3 separate regions of the Homo sapiens genome follow, and regions 1 and 2 are each linked to region 3. The links are chromatin contacts, found by Hi-C or POLR2A ChIA-PET in ENCODE. All regions are on one chromosome and are shown on one strand. Each heading gives the region's core, a stretch centred on a gene start or an enhancer-like site at or near the end of the contact. The rest is flanking DNA. Distances are from core to core; before and after follow the strand shown. Region 1 holds the start of CYBA (cytochrome b-245 alpha chain). Region 2 holds the start of ZFPM1 (zinc finger protein, FOG family member 1). Region 3 holds the start of FBXO31 (F-box protein 31).

Region 1 (3,598 bases), core at 1-2,500, 1.3 Mb before region 3:
TTTGCCAAGATGGGATGGGGAGGGGGTATGAGAACTGGCAGAGCCTCGGTGCAGCAGGGCTGAAGGGCTTTCTCACCCCAGCTCTGGCTATGCCCAGTTCTCTGAGAAAGGAGCTCAGTGGGGAGGTGGTCCCTCCAGCGGACCAGGGAAGGGGTCACCGTGCTGGGAGCAGCCTCCTTGGGCCTCAGGAAACCACCAAGTGCCTCGGATGGTGGCTGCCCACGGCGCTTCTGCTGAGACCCTGCCCCCGGCCCAGGTGTCTCGGAGGGTGGCTGCCCACGGCCTGGGTGTGGCTGGAATGGTGGCAGGAGTGGGCACCAGTGCGGCCCCGGTGGCCATGGGGAATAAACCAGCATTGCTGCCTCCGGCCTCCGCCGTTTTTCTGTTTCGTAAACCAGCATCCCGGGGTTCCTGCTCTGAGTGACCCTGGCACCTGTCAGGGAGTCCAGGTGTGCCCCATGAGGGCCTGGGGGAGGGGCAGGCTGGGCAGAGCCACAGAGGGGCTCCCCTCAAACCCCACATTGGCTCAGGTGGGACCCTCAGGAGCAACCCCAGGTCTAAAGTCTTCCCATGGGCGCTGGGCTCACCACCCCCACGCCAGCCCCTGCCTCCCGTACCCAGGCCGGACGTGACGGGGCCGTCCCTGCATTCTGTGCTTTCCCAGTTGTACACATCCTGTCCCCTCCCTCGAGTCTCAGTCACAGTTCAGTGACCTGGTGACGGGAGGCCCCCTGCAGTGTCTGACCCAGGCCACGCCTGTGCCAGCCCAGAGCCAGGGGGAGGAAATGGGGGCTGGGCCTCTGGTCCCCATGGGGAGGCCACCCTTGTCCTTGGTAGCATCAGGGTGCAGAGGTGTTCCCGGGCTGTAGGGGTGACTCCCCCACCCCCCAAGGCTCTGGAGAGGCCGATTTGCTCAGGAAGCCGACCTTCACACCTTGTCCTGCTATTAATAGACGCCTGGTTGACACGGGACCCTCGGTTGGGTCCGGAGCATTGGGCAGGGGCACTTGTCAGTGTTTGAGAGCTGAAGTTTGGGAAGCCCTGGGGAAGCGCAGGAACTCCCCGCCTGGGCTGGGGCTGCCGGGCAGGGCCCCTCCTATGCCTCGGCGTGGCTAGAGAGGGCGGGGGCAGAAGGCTCCGGGACAGCCCTGCACCCTACAGATGCGGGTCTCCGCCCAGCCGCGGTCACCTGGGGGGCTGGGGGCGGGGCCTGGGCGGGGCGGGGTTCGGCCGGGAGCGCAGGGGCGGCAGTGCGCGCCTAGCAGTGTCCCAGCCGGGTTCGTGTCGCCATGGGGCAGATCGAGTGGGCCATGTGGGCCAACGAACAGGCGCTGGCGTCCGGCCTGAGTGAGTGCACGTCAGGGACGGTGGAGGCTGCAGCCTGGAGGGGTGTCCCAAGACCCCAGCCGGGACCTCGGGCTACTTACAGGGTGGGGAAGTGGGGCGCCAGGCGGGCCAGGCCGGGCCGGGGTCAGGCCAGGAGGGTGCGGGGAACGGGGGCGGGACCCTCAGGCCGCGGGCTGGAAGGAGGAGTTCTGAGACCCCCAGTAATTCCCTTGCAGACCCTGCGGAGCGCGGCGCCCCTCCCCCATTCCCTTCTCTCGGTCCCCCGACTCCGCGAAGGAGGAAGTTGCAGCGCAGGGGAAGAGGCGGTTCAGCCCCGGTGGTTTCCGGGGTCACCGCCCCGAAGCCCCCGAGTGGGGGCTCCGGCCTGGGCATCGGGAGAAGCTCCCCTGCCCCTCGGTAGCCAGCTGGCCTGGAGGTCGCTCTCCCTGGGCTTGGGGTGGGGAATGGGCTCATGCCCTGGGGCTCAGCCCTTCTCATCTGGAGTCTGCGCTGGAGGCGGTCTGAGATTTCACAAGGCGCCGAAACCACCCAGTGACGGCCCTGCCCAGCCCAGCTGCACAGGCACTTTGCTCTTGGGGTGGGATGGCACAGCCCCCAGTCACCCTCCTGTGCATTTGCTCAGAGGTTCTGGTGAGGGCAGCGGACTCCATTTGGAAATGGACCCTCTCGGGACCAGGGCCAGGGAGTGTCTGGCCCAGCACGGGTGAGGCTGGGCTCAGGCGAGGTCTGAGGGCAGAGGCACCACTGCAGCAGCTCCAGGAAGGACCTGCACCGGGGGAGGAGTGCCTGGGAAGGGCCTGGGGGCTGAGGGTGAGGAGGAGGGGCCCGCTGCCACCACTCCCCTGGGGCTCTGAGCGCCCTCCCTGTTGTCTGGAGGGTGCGTGGCAGCTGGAGTGGGAGCAGAGACCTCAGGGTGGGAGGGCTGGAGGACGGGGCCCTGCAGCCTGTCCTGTGCCCAGGAAAGTGACCGCCTGCTTCGAGTCAGCGGCCAAGAAGTCGGTGGGTCAGTTCAGACAGCTCTCCCCAGAGCTGCCCCGTGAGACTCACCCTGCCTGCCCCGCACTCCCTACAGGAAGTAGACGGACTGAGGGCACCCAGCTGGGAGCCAGGAGACCTGGGCTCTAGTCTGGCCTCCTGCTGAAACCCTCCAGGGGCTCCTGGCCCGAAGAGTTAGAGCCAGACTGGACGCCCTGCACTGCCCGCCCTGGCCTCCCGGCTCTCCGGCCCCCTCCTCCAGCTGCCGTGCTTCCTTTCTGTTCCTAGATCTCCTGAGCGTGCCCCAGGGCCTCGGCACAAGCTGCTGCTTCTGCAGAGCCTCATGGCTGTCTCATTTATTTCTCAATTCAAATGCCACCTGCCTGGGGAGGTCCTTCCAGACCGTGCAGCCCCAGGAGGCAGCTGGCCCGGAGACAGCAGGGCCTTGACAAAGAGTCCCCCCTGTACACAGCAGGTGCTCTGTAAATGTGGCTGGGTGCCAGAATACGTCCTCAGACCTCCCTGGTGGCACCAGCGGCAGCTTTGCACCCTCTTTCGGATGGCAGGCTCGGGACCAGGACGGTCCCCAAAGATGCATGGACAATTGGCTGAGTAGACTCAAGGACACTGCCCTCCCCTCCTCCGACGCAGACAGACAAACCCAGAGAGTTAATGTGTAGCTGGGCTCAAACCAAGGATAGGAAATCTTCCAACAAGACCATGTGGAGACAAAAACAGAATGGCTGGCAGGGCAAGGTGGCTACACCTGTAATCCTAGCACTTTGGGAGGCCAAGGCGGGCGGATCACGAGGTCAGGAGATCGAGACCATCCTGGCTAACACAGTGAAACCCCGTCTCTACTAAAAATACAAAAAATTAGCCGGGTATGGTGGCAGGCGCGCATAGTCCCAGCTACTCGGGAGGCTGAGGCAGGAGAATCGCTTCAACCTGGGAGGTGGAGGTTGTAGTGAGCTGAGATCACGCCACGGAACTCCAGCCTGGGTGACAGGGCAAGACTCTGTCTCCAAAAAAAAAAAAAAAAAGAAATAAAATAGTAGGAAGGACCAGGCGCCGTGGCTCATGCCTGTAATCCCAACACTCTGGGAGGCCAAGGCGGGCGGATTCCCTGAGGTCAGGAGTTCGAGACCAGCCTGGCCAATGTGGTGAAAACCCTGTCTCTAATAAAAATGTAAAAATTAGCTGGGCATGGTGGCGGGCGCCTGTAGTCCCAGCTACTCAGGAGGCTGAGGCAGGAGAATTGCTTGAACCCTGGAGG
Region 2 (4,644 bases), core at 1,747-4,246, 1.1 Mb before region 3:
TCGCACCATCTACGAGGACTCGGGGCGGGGTGTCCTCCCCCTTCCCCCTCCTGGCCGGGGCAAAGCCAGTTTTCTTTCATTTTGACGGACTGTACCACCGGCCACAGGGGAGGATCAACTTCTTGGCAATTAAGTGTGTTTGGGGAGAAAACTCCCCCAGACAGACCAGCGCAGGGACGCCGGCTCCCCGGCCCCAACCCGGGCCGTTCCAAGCCCCCACTCGCCCCAGTCGCGGCGCCCCCGCGCTGTTCTCCAACCCGGCCGGGCCTGGTGGCCAAAGATAAGGCCTCTTATCGCTCTTGGCGATCGCCATCGGGCCGACCGGCCAGGCTCTTATCGGAGCTCACATCGACTCGGGCGGGAGGAAAACCCAGCGGGCTGGGGGCGCCGGGGGTCCCGAGCTGCCCCGGCCCCGCGCTCCCCGTCGGCAGCCCGGCCTATCGCCTCCGCCATCTGGCCGGCCAAGGCCGCGCTCCCGCCTCGCCCTGCCCCCGCTCCCACGTTTGAAGTTAATAAATGGAAGCGCCTATCTCAGCCACCATCGGTTGCGCGCCTTATCAGCGCGGCACATCTATCTCCGCACGGAACAAAAGGCGCACAGAGGCGCGGGCAGCTGCGCCAGGGCTTTGATGGGGGCGCGGGTGGGGGGTGGGCGGCCCGAAGCGCTCGGCCCCCTCCGCTCTGCACTCGCGGCCCGGCCGCAGGTGAGGCCAGGGCAGCGGGCAGGCACAGGCGCTGGCAAGAGGGCGGGCGGGCGGGCGCCGCCGCTTGGTGACAATCAGCCTTCGCATCTTAACGTGCTGAGATCTGCCATGGGGAGGAGGCGCCCCGGGCCGCGAGCGACAGGGAGGGTCCGCGGCCCTGCCTTCCTCGTCCGGGCCCTTTCTCTGCCCCGGTCCCGGGCCGCAACGAGGATGGGCCGCGGTGGCTCACCGTGCACCCGCCGCGGTCCCAGTTCCCAAAGTGCGCGCGCTCTGCCCGCCCCGCTGGGCTGGGCTACGGGCTCTCGCTGGCGCTGGCGGCCTTATCAGCGCTGGAGATCGGTTTCCAACCTGCGATCTCCCTGTCCGAGCTATCTGCATTTCTCATCACAGTGAAACACCACACACACACACACACACACACACACACACACACACACACCCCAGAACCGAACATAGGCGCTCAGGGAAGGAAGGAAAAAGAAACCAGAGCACAAGCGCGGATCGGGACCTGTGGGTGGCTTTTAATACTTGAGTTGACACGATAGAAGGCGACTTTCGGAAAACAGGTCCCGTTTGCGCTGAGGGAGTTGGGTTACGGGAACCGGTTCATGCCTGTGACCCCCGCCTCGGGAGACCTCCTGAGTAGGGAAGCTCCCACAGGCCCCGCACAAGGGGTCCTGGTGGCAGTGGTCGTGTGGACAAAGGAGGTAGTGCCCGGGCGCCTACGGCTGGGCAGCGGGCGGGTTTCCGTCGTGGCCTCCTGGCAGGGCTCAGACGACCTGCCCGTCAGGCTCCGGGGAGGCGCCCCGGGGAGGAAGACCTGCGTCTGGGCCCTAACTGTGAGGCGCAAAGTTATTATTGGCATAGGGTGGGGAGGGTAGCTTCCTGTGCTCTTGCTCCCTCCTGGCACAGCCCAGAGGCCCAGGCCAGACAGTGGCCCCGACAGCTTAGTTCTCATCGCGGGGGCACTGGCAATGTGGCGGCGGGGCAGCAGCCTCTGACCGGGCAGGGAGCCGGACCAGCGAGAAACTTAGTGGCGTGCAGGGGCGACCCCGGCCCGGGGCTGCGTCCTGGGAGGCCCTTCTCTGACTCAGAGCAGCCCATTGGGATGCCAGGGGGTGCCCGCGGGCATCCGAGGGCACCATTTGTTGCCCATGCCGCCTTGGCTGGGACACTTGCAGGGTCCAGGAGGTGTCACCAGGCTGGCGGGGCCTGGGTTCAGGACTTCAGCGCTAGGGCACGGGGTGGGGGTGTCTGGGGGGCTGGAGCCAAGTGCCTAGGCTGCGGCAGCTGCGCGCTACCCCCTCCCCTGTCCTGCGGCTCTGCGACGGCACCGGTGGGGGTGGGCGCGGGCCGGTGCCTGCCACTTGGCCAGGCATCTCCGCGGCCCCGGGTGTCCCCTCTGCCTCCCAGGTCTCTCTCTTCGCTTCTAGATACAAAGCCTGGGAGAGTCAACCGCGCGAGATAAGATCACAATTTCAGCCCGTCCCGACAGAACGATCTTATCAGGACGGGACTTGCAGAATGTAATATTTTAAACTTTATCTGAGCCCAGATCGGGGCCGCCCTATCGCCGCACCATCTCGCAGATGCGGGGGAGGGGCAGGCCGCGAGGGGCCGAGCTGCCCGGGCCGCGCCCCCAAACACCCTCCTCCCGGCCTCCGGGCGGCCCCCTCCTGGGCTGAACCCCCCGGTGCCCAAGCCGAGACGCGGGGGCCCAGGCCGCCGGCGGAGATTAGATTACGGCGCGCTTGGCACAGCGCGGGGGGCGCGGCGCGGGGTGAAGGTCGCCGGCGCCCAGGGCAGAGCGGGGACGGGCGGGGGCGGCGCTGGCGGCTGGGCTCCGGCGGGGGTCGGGCGCGCGGAGGGGACCGCGGGCAAAGTTTGACTCACGCTTGATCTGCCGGGGGTTGCTCTGTTTCCGCCTGGACATGTCTCCGGCGCCGCGCGCCCTCCCGGCGGCCGCCTCTAGCCCCGGGCGGGCGGCGGCGGGCGGCGGGGGCGCGGCGGGGCCGCGGGGCCGCTCATGCCCCCGGCCCCCGGTCTCCGCGGCCGCCCCGGCCCGCGCCCCCAGCCCGCGCGCCCAGCCCCGGAGCCGCTGGAGCTGCCGCGGAGGCCCGAGAGGCCACGGTCCTGCGTTGCGGGCGCGCGGACTGCCCGACGGGCGGGTGCCGGCTCCTCCGCTCCCGCGCACTCGCCGCCGCCGCCGCGGCCGCTCGGCTTTTCTCAATGGAACCCGCGGGCGGCGAGCGGCGGAGCAGGCGGCCACTGCGAGGGCGCTCCTGGCGGGCTGGAGGCACGGGGCGGGGCCGGGCCTGAGCGTCGTCGGCCGCCGCACCTCCCGCCCCGCCCCCGGCGCTCCGGCCCCGCCCCGTGCCTCCTGCCGGGCCCTGCACCTCTCCGGCTCCGCCCCCAGCGCCGCGGCCACGCCCCCGCCAGCCCGGCTCTTCGTTGCTCTGGCTCCGCCCCCAGAGCCGCGACCGCGCCCCCGCCCGCCTCGCTCTTTACGGCGCTGGCTCCGACCCCAGCGCTGCGGCCCCGCCCCTGTCCGTCTGGGCCTTCAAGGCACTGTCCCCGCCCCGCTCGATGCCCCGCCCCTTCCTGGTTCGGCCCCGCCCGCGCCCCGGGGAGACCTCTAGCCTCCCCCACTCCTCTTTGGCCCGGAGGTCATGTCCCCAGGCCGCGCTGGGAGTCTGAGACCTATTCGGTTCTGTTCTGCTGCCCCGCGGCACCGCATCCTGCGCCCCGCCTCTCGGCGCCAGCTCCGCCTCCAAACCTGACCCGACCTGGTTGGGTCCTGAGACGCCGAGGCTCCGCCCCCGCACTGTAACTCCGCCCCCAGCCCTTGGTCCCTCCCTAGACCCCTGGGCTCTGCCGCACGCTCCACGTGCGCGGTGGGGGCAGTGACAACCGGCTCAGGAAGCCCGAGGCCTTGACGCCCACGTTTCTCTTGGGCCAGACTTGGGGTGTGGAGCGGATTCGGGCCAGGGAGGGGGCTTCCGTCCCAGACTGCGGTGGGGTCCGCCAACTGAGAGCAGGATCTCGGGTCTTCCCCTGTGAGCTCAGACCAGGCTGGAAATCGAGGAGGGGGCGCGGGAGCCGGCAGCCCTGGGCGTTGCCACTTGGGGCCTCTTTCCTCACCGAGCCTCTCCAGGGCGCCCCGCAGGAGACCCACGAAGGAGTTGCCCACAGCGCCCGGGCCACAGCCCCCTCTCGGAGCAGTCAGAGGTCAGCGAGGTTTGTGGGCGCGGTGCTGTCAGCTCAGGCCTGGAAATGGAGAACTGTTGCCCTCTGGGGTGTGTTCAAGAGCCCCACTTCACGGAGGCTCGGGGACTTGCTCAAGGTCACGCATTGGGGGGCTGTCCCCCACTCCCAGCTGAGTTGTATCATCTCCTTTTAATGTTCTCGGTCTACACTTGCTACCTGCTCCCCCATCCCCCGTACTCATAAGAAACGGGCGTCAGTGGGCCCAGGGGCAGACAGGAAGGACCCCTCCCACCTGATGATGAGATCATCGCACAGCAGGACTGTCACACCACCCGCCAGCCTGCTGGGAGCTCCTAAGACCCCATCTCGTGCCAACTTCTGTGACCTATTCCCTGGCTCCAAGGAAGGGGAGAAGTGGGGGCTTACCCTCAGAGCCTGGTACAGGAGAGTGGCGGGTGGGTAGGAGAGGCAGGGGTACAACACTGGATATGCGCCGTCCCTCCCCACTGCCATGGACAGACAGGAACACTGAGACCAGGAGGCCAAGAGAGCTGCCCAGGGGCATACGGGTCCTCCAGCCCTTCCTGCTCTCTGCCAGGGTCCAGTGGGCACAGCCTTCCCACAGCTGCTCTCTGGAGGGGGTGGGGCCCATGTCTGATTGGTTCACTCAACCTAGGACCTCCCCCCCACCCTCCCGCCCCCACCCAGTGCTTGTCAACTGGATGGAGCACCT
Region 3 (4,410 bases), core at 1,873-4,372:
GGTTATTCATATATCACCAACCATCTTCTATGGTTACTATTTTCTTTCAAACAGCTCATTTTTTATTTAAGGTATATTAAAATAGATTTGCCATTGCAGTAATGACCCTGCAATCATAAGTCTGATGTACTAGTTACATGTCTCAAATACTAAACCAGAATAAAGGCCGGGTGCAGTGGCTCGTGCCTGTAATCCTAGCACTTTGGGATGCCGAGGTGGGTGGATCGCCTCTGGTCAGGAATTCAAGACCAGCCTGGCCAACATGGCAAAAACCCATCTCTATTAAAAATACAAAAATTAGCCAAGTGTGGTGGCACTCGCCTGTAATCCCAGCTACTCGGGGAGGCTGAGGCAGGACAATAGCTTGAACCCGGGAGGCGGGGGCTGCAGTGAGCTGAGATTGTGCCACTGCACTCCAGCCTGGGTGACAGAGTGAGACTCCGTCTCTAAATAAATAAATACATAAATATAAAATGTTTCTGTACCACATAAAATCGTCCTGCATACAATTCATCTGCATACCACGCTGCTCACTGAAGCCTGAGTTGGCTTCCCAAAACACCACTTTCATCACTGTGTCATTCCCGAATTTGCGAGGGCTTCATCTGTCTTCCACGAGTTCACATTCTAACTCCAACCTATATTTTATCTCTTTTTCTTGTCATTTTTCATTTCCATCCTATATTTTCAGCTTCTGCTCAGACCACACCCTGGACTGAACCAGCCTCCTGTTTCCCTCAGGCCTCCTGAGGTCCCTGATCTCCGGCAAGTGATGCTCCTTCTCACCATCGTCTGTGCCATTGCCTTGAAAACTCCCTTCCTGGCCTCGCCTACTACATGAGCCAGGGACAACCAGCTGTCCTTTTATTCTTTTCTTTTTTTTTTTTGAGAAAGAGTCTTGCTCTGTCGCCTAGGCTGGAGTGCAGTGGCTCAATCTCGGCTCACTGCAACCTCCACCTCCCGGGTTCAAGTAATTCTTCTGCCTCAGCCTCCTGAGTAGCTGGGATTACAGGTGCCCGCCACCATGCCCGGCTAATTTTTGCATTTTTTCAGTAGAGACAAGGTTTCACCATGTTGGCCAGGCTGATCTTGAACTCCCAACCTCAGGTGATCTGCCCGCCTTGGCCTCCCAAAGTTCTGGGATTACAGGTGTGAGCCACCAGGCCTGGCCGCTATCCTTTTTTTCTAGAACATTCTCCCATCAAGTGTTCTCCTCCTGGCTAACTCCAAATTTTCCTTTGATTTATAAATGTCATTTCCTCAAAGAACCTTTGATCATCCAAAGTCTGGTCTCTGCTATAAGATCTTGTTAGTTTTACTTATTGTTAGAGCATTACAATTTATAATTTATGTATTTATCTATGTGGTTACTTGTTTAATGGCTGATCTCCCTGGTAGATAGCAGGATGTTATTAGTTGAAACCATTTTTTTTTTTTTTTGAGACAGAGTCTTGCTCTGTCGCCCAGGCTGGAGTGCAGTGGCACGATCTTGGCTCACTGCAAGCTCTGCCTCCCGGGTTCACACCATTCTCCTGCCTCAGCCTCCCGAGTAGCTGGGACTACAGGCACCTGCCACCACACCTGGCTAATTTTTTGTATTTTTAGTAGAGACGGGGTTTCACCGTGTTAGCCAGGATGGTCTCAATCTCCTGACCTCATGATCTGCCCGCCTCGGCCTCCCAAAGTGCTGGGATTACAGGCGTGAGCCACCGCGCCCGGCCTAATTTTTTAAATTATTTGTAGAGATGGGGGCGTCTCACTATGTGGGTAGGCTGGTCTCCGACTCCTGGGCTTAACCGATCTACCCGCCTCGGCCTCCCAAAGTGCTAGAATTACAGGCGTGAGCCACTGCGCCTGGCCTGTGTGGTTTGTTTGTTTGTTTGTTTGAAGAGACAGGGTTTCACCATGTTGGTCAGGCGGGTCTCAAACTCCTGACCTCAGGTGATGCACCCTTCTCCGCCTCCCAAAGTGCTGGGATTACAGACGTGAGCCACCGCGCCCAGCCATTTGTGGCTATTTTTGTTTTTTGTTTGTTTTGGAGACAGGGTCACGCTGTGTTGCCCAGGCTGAAGTGCAGTGGCACCATCACGGGTCACTACAGCCTCGGCCTCCTGGGATCAAGCGATCCTCCCGTCTCAGCTTCTCTTTCTAAAATTTTGTTTTGTAGACAGGGTCTCGCTGTATTGCCCAGGCCGGTCTCGAGCTCCTGGCCTCGATTGATACTCCCGCCTGGGCCTCCAAGAGATGGGGTCCGAGGCGAGCCCACGGCGACGTGCGCGGCTGCTCAGGTGAGAGGACGCCTTCGCGGTCACCACCCGCGGACCTGGGAGACGACCCCGCTCAGCGGCCTCGGCGGAGCCCAGCTGGAGCAGGCGTGCGCGGCTCCCAGCAGCTGCAGGAACAGGCGCCCTTTGGGCGGCGCCGCATGGCAGGGCCTCCCTTTCCAGACCGGGCGCGCATCCCCGGATCTCTTGGGCCGCGCCGGCCGCCGCCCCTCCAAGCCCTCCCCGGGGCTTCCGCAGGGAGCTCGGGATCCCCGAAGGTCCCTGCAGAGCTCCGCAGCTCGGGCCTTTTGGTTACCATAAGGCGGAGACGATGGAACGCGCGTTGTTTCAATGGACAAAAGGGCTTCTAGGCGCCCTTTGGGGTTCTGGCTGCTGCCTCTGTATTTGGAGGCTGTAAGGCGCATCTTTCTACTCACCGGCCGGCGCGGCACAGTTTCGGGCGCCGGAAGCGGGACGCACGGGCGCGAGGGGCGACCCCTATCTCCACAAAAGCCGCGGCGCGAAGTGGTCGCCGAGCAGCCTCGTTAGCGCAGTAGGCAGCGCGTCAGTCTCATAATCTGAAGGTCGTGAGTTCGAGCCTCACACGGGGCAGTCTAACGTTTTGCACTCGGCATCACCACTTTCTTTTCTCATGCCCGTCACGGGCGGCGCCCTCACGCTGGAGGGGAGGGCAGCAGTGCGGGGTCTCTGAGGTCGCCGCCCCGCGGGGAGGGGGTGGCGCGGCCGGGGCGGAGCTCTACGTAGGGGCGGGGCTAGGCTCTCCAGGGGGCGTGGCGAGCTCTGCGGCGGGGGCGTGGCTCGGCGCTGGCGGGGCGGGGCCGCGCTGGAGCGTGCGCACAGGCGGCAGCAGTGGCCGTCACTGGGCGGCATGGCGGTGTGTGCTCGCCTTTGCGGCGTGGGCCCGTCGCGCGGATGTCGGCGCCGCCAGCAGCGCCGGGGCCCGGCCGAGACGGCGGCGGCCGACAGCGAGCCGGACACAGACCCCGAGGAGGAGCGCATCGAGGCTAGCGCCGGGGTCGGGGGCGGCTTGTGCGCGGGCCCCTCGCCGCCGCCCCCGCGCTGCTCGCTGCTGGAGCTGCCGCCCGAGCTGCTGGTGGAGATCTTCGCGTCGCTGCCGGGCACGGACCTACCCAGCTTGGCCCAGGTCTGCACGAAGTTCCGGCGCATCCTCCACACCGACACCATCTGGAGGAGGCGTTGCCGTGAGGGTGAGCGCGCGGGGGTGGCGGGGCCGGGAGGGGCGGGGGGTCCCTGCCAGGTGGAGGCCTCGGAGCTGGGAGTGGCGGGGGCGGTGGCCCCGGCCGGGGGCCACCAGTTGGGCGCGGGGCCCGGCGATGTGGTGTTTTGGGTGTGGGTGGGGAGCGGCCGCGGTGACACCACGTTGAGGGGGCCAGGGAGGTATTTGAGGCGGTTAGGGAGGGTCCGAGGGGTCCAAGAGAGGCAGACGGGGTAGGGAGGGGTTGAGGGCGTCAGGGAGGCATCGAAGAGGCCCTGACGCGGGGCACGGGACACCACGGGGCCGAGGCCGTGCCGGGAGCTGGGGCTGGGATCCCTCGAGGTCTGCGCGGGGCCTAAGCTGACGCCTGGGGGCCGCCTCCTCTGCCCCTGTCTTGAAGGCGAGCCGAGGGTGCCCCGCTGGCCCTGACCAGAGACGAGGTGAACTTGAAGAAATGGGAGCAGGCCGGGCGCGGTTTCACGCCTGTAATCTCAGCACTTAGGGAGGCCGAGGCGGGCGGGTCACCTGAGGTCAGGAGTTCGAGACCAGCCTGGTGAAGATGGTAAAACCCCGTCTCTACTTACAAAAATACAAAAATTAGCCGGGCGTGGTAGCGGGCGCCTGTAATCCCAGCTACTCGGGAGGGTGAGGCAGAAGAATGGCTTGAACCCGGGAGGCGGAGGTTGCACTGAGCCAACATCTGGGCCATTGCACTCCACCCTAGGCGACAGAGTGCGACTTGGTCTCAAACAACAGCAACAAAAAAAATTACGGGAGTAGGGGAAGCCCAGTGTCGGGGGCTCCTGATGGTGGGGGCGTAGAGAGACGGATGGATCACAGCGGTGCGGGCTGGACTTTTGCCTTCAGCAATATTGGATGTAACAGATCACAGGAGGAGATGTTTATTTA

Evidence for each region. Hi-C counts contacts between places; a loop is a spot of excess contacts on that map. ChIA-PET counts read pairs that join two places held with the same protein, here RNA polymerase II (POLR2A). Pooled maps may share reads with other maps.
Region 1: a map of natural killer cell shows a loop between it and region 3 (14-fold over the local background). The contact joins the promoter of CYBA here to the promoter of FBXO31 in region 3. A Hi-C loop is called at or near these places in 1 of 168 maps with a recorded cell type or tissue (natural killer cell), 1 of 37 single-sample maps with no recorded cell type and 9 of 50 pooled maps. POLR2A ChIA-PET finds 5 or more read pairs at or near these places in 1 of 52 experiments (K562).
Region 2: a loop to region 3 is called in a map of GM12878, with 7 times the contacts of the local background. The contact joins the promoter of ZFPM1 here to the promoter of FBXO31 in region 3. A Hi-C loop is called at or near these places in 5 of 168 maps with a recorded cell type or tissue (CD4-positive, alpha-beta T cell, CD4-positive, alpha-beta memory T cell, GM12878 and 1 more), 17 of 37 single-sample maps with no recorded cell type and 17 of 50 pooled maps.

The regions. Positions count from the first base shown.
Region 1 is chr16:88,648,705-88,652,302 of GRCh38, reverse strand. It overlaps CYBA (cytochrome b-245 alpha chain), which reads left to right and starts at 1,250. Exons shown (of 6, transcript NM_000101.4): 1 at 1,250-1,347. The coding sequence starts at 1,290. It overlaps MVD (mevalonate diphosphate decarboxylase), which reads left to right. Exons shown (of 10, transcript NM_002461.3): 10 at 1-363. RefSeq lists enhancers at 651-800, 228-1,122, 1,123-2,016, 2,017-2,912 and silencers at 1,061-1,340, 1,491-1,640.
Region 2 is chr16:88,451,632-88,456,275 of GRCh38, reverse strand. It overlaps ZFPM1 (zinc finger protein, FOG family member 1), which reads right to left and starts at 2,996. Exons shown (of 10, transcript NM_153813.3): 1 at 2,598-2,996. The coding sequence starts at 2,637. RefSeq lists an enhancer at 1 and silencers at 252-311, 1,992-2,061, 2,282-2,411, 2,872-2,961, 2,972-3,271 and 1 more.
Region 3 is chr16:87,382,488-87,386,897 of GRCh38, reverse strand. It overlaps FBXO31 (F-box protein 31), which reads left to right and starts at 3,122. Exons shown (of 9, transcript NM_024735.5): 1 at 3,122-3,493. The coding sequence starts at 3,154. TRM-CAT6-1 (tRNA-Met (anticodon CAT) 6-1) reads left to right here and starts at 2,804; the gene lies at 2,804-2,876. It overlaps LOC124903747 (a long non-coding RNA gene), which reads right to left and starts at 2,965. Exons shown (of 2, transcript XR_007065168.1): 1 at 2,702-2,965. RefSeq lists enhancers at 2,014-2,665, 2,666-3,319 and silencers at 2,727-3,386, 3,527-3,766.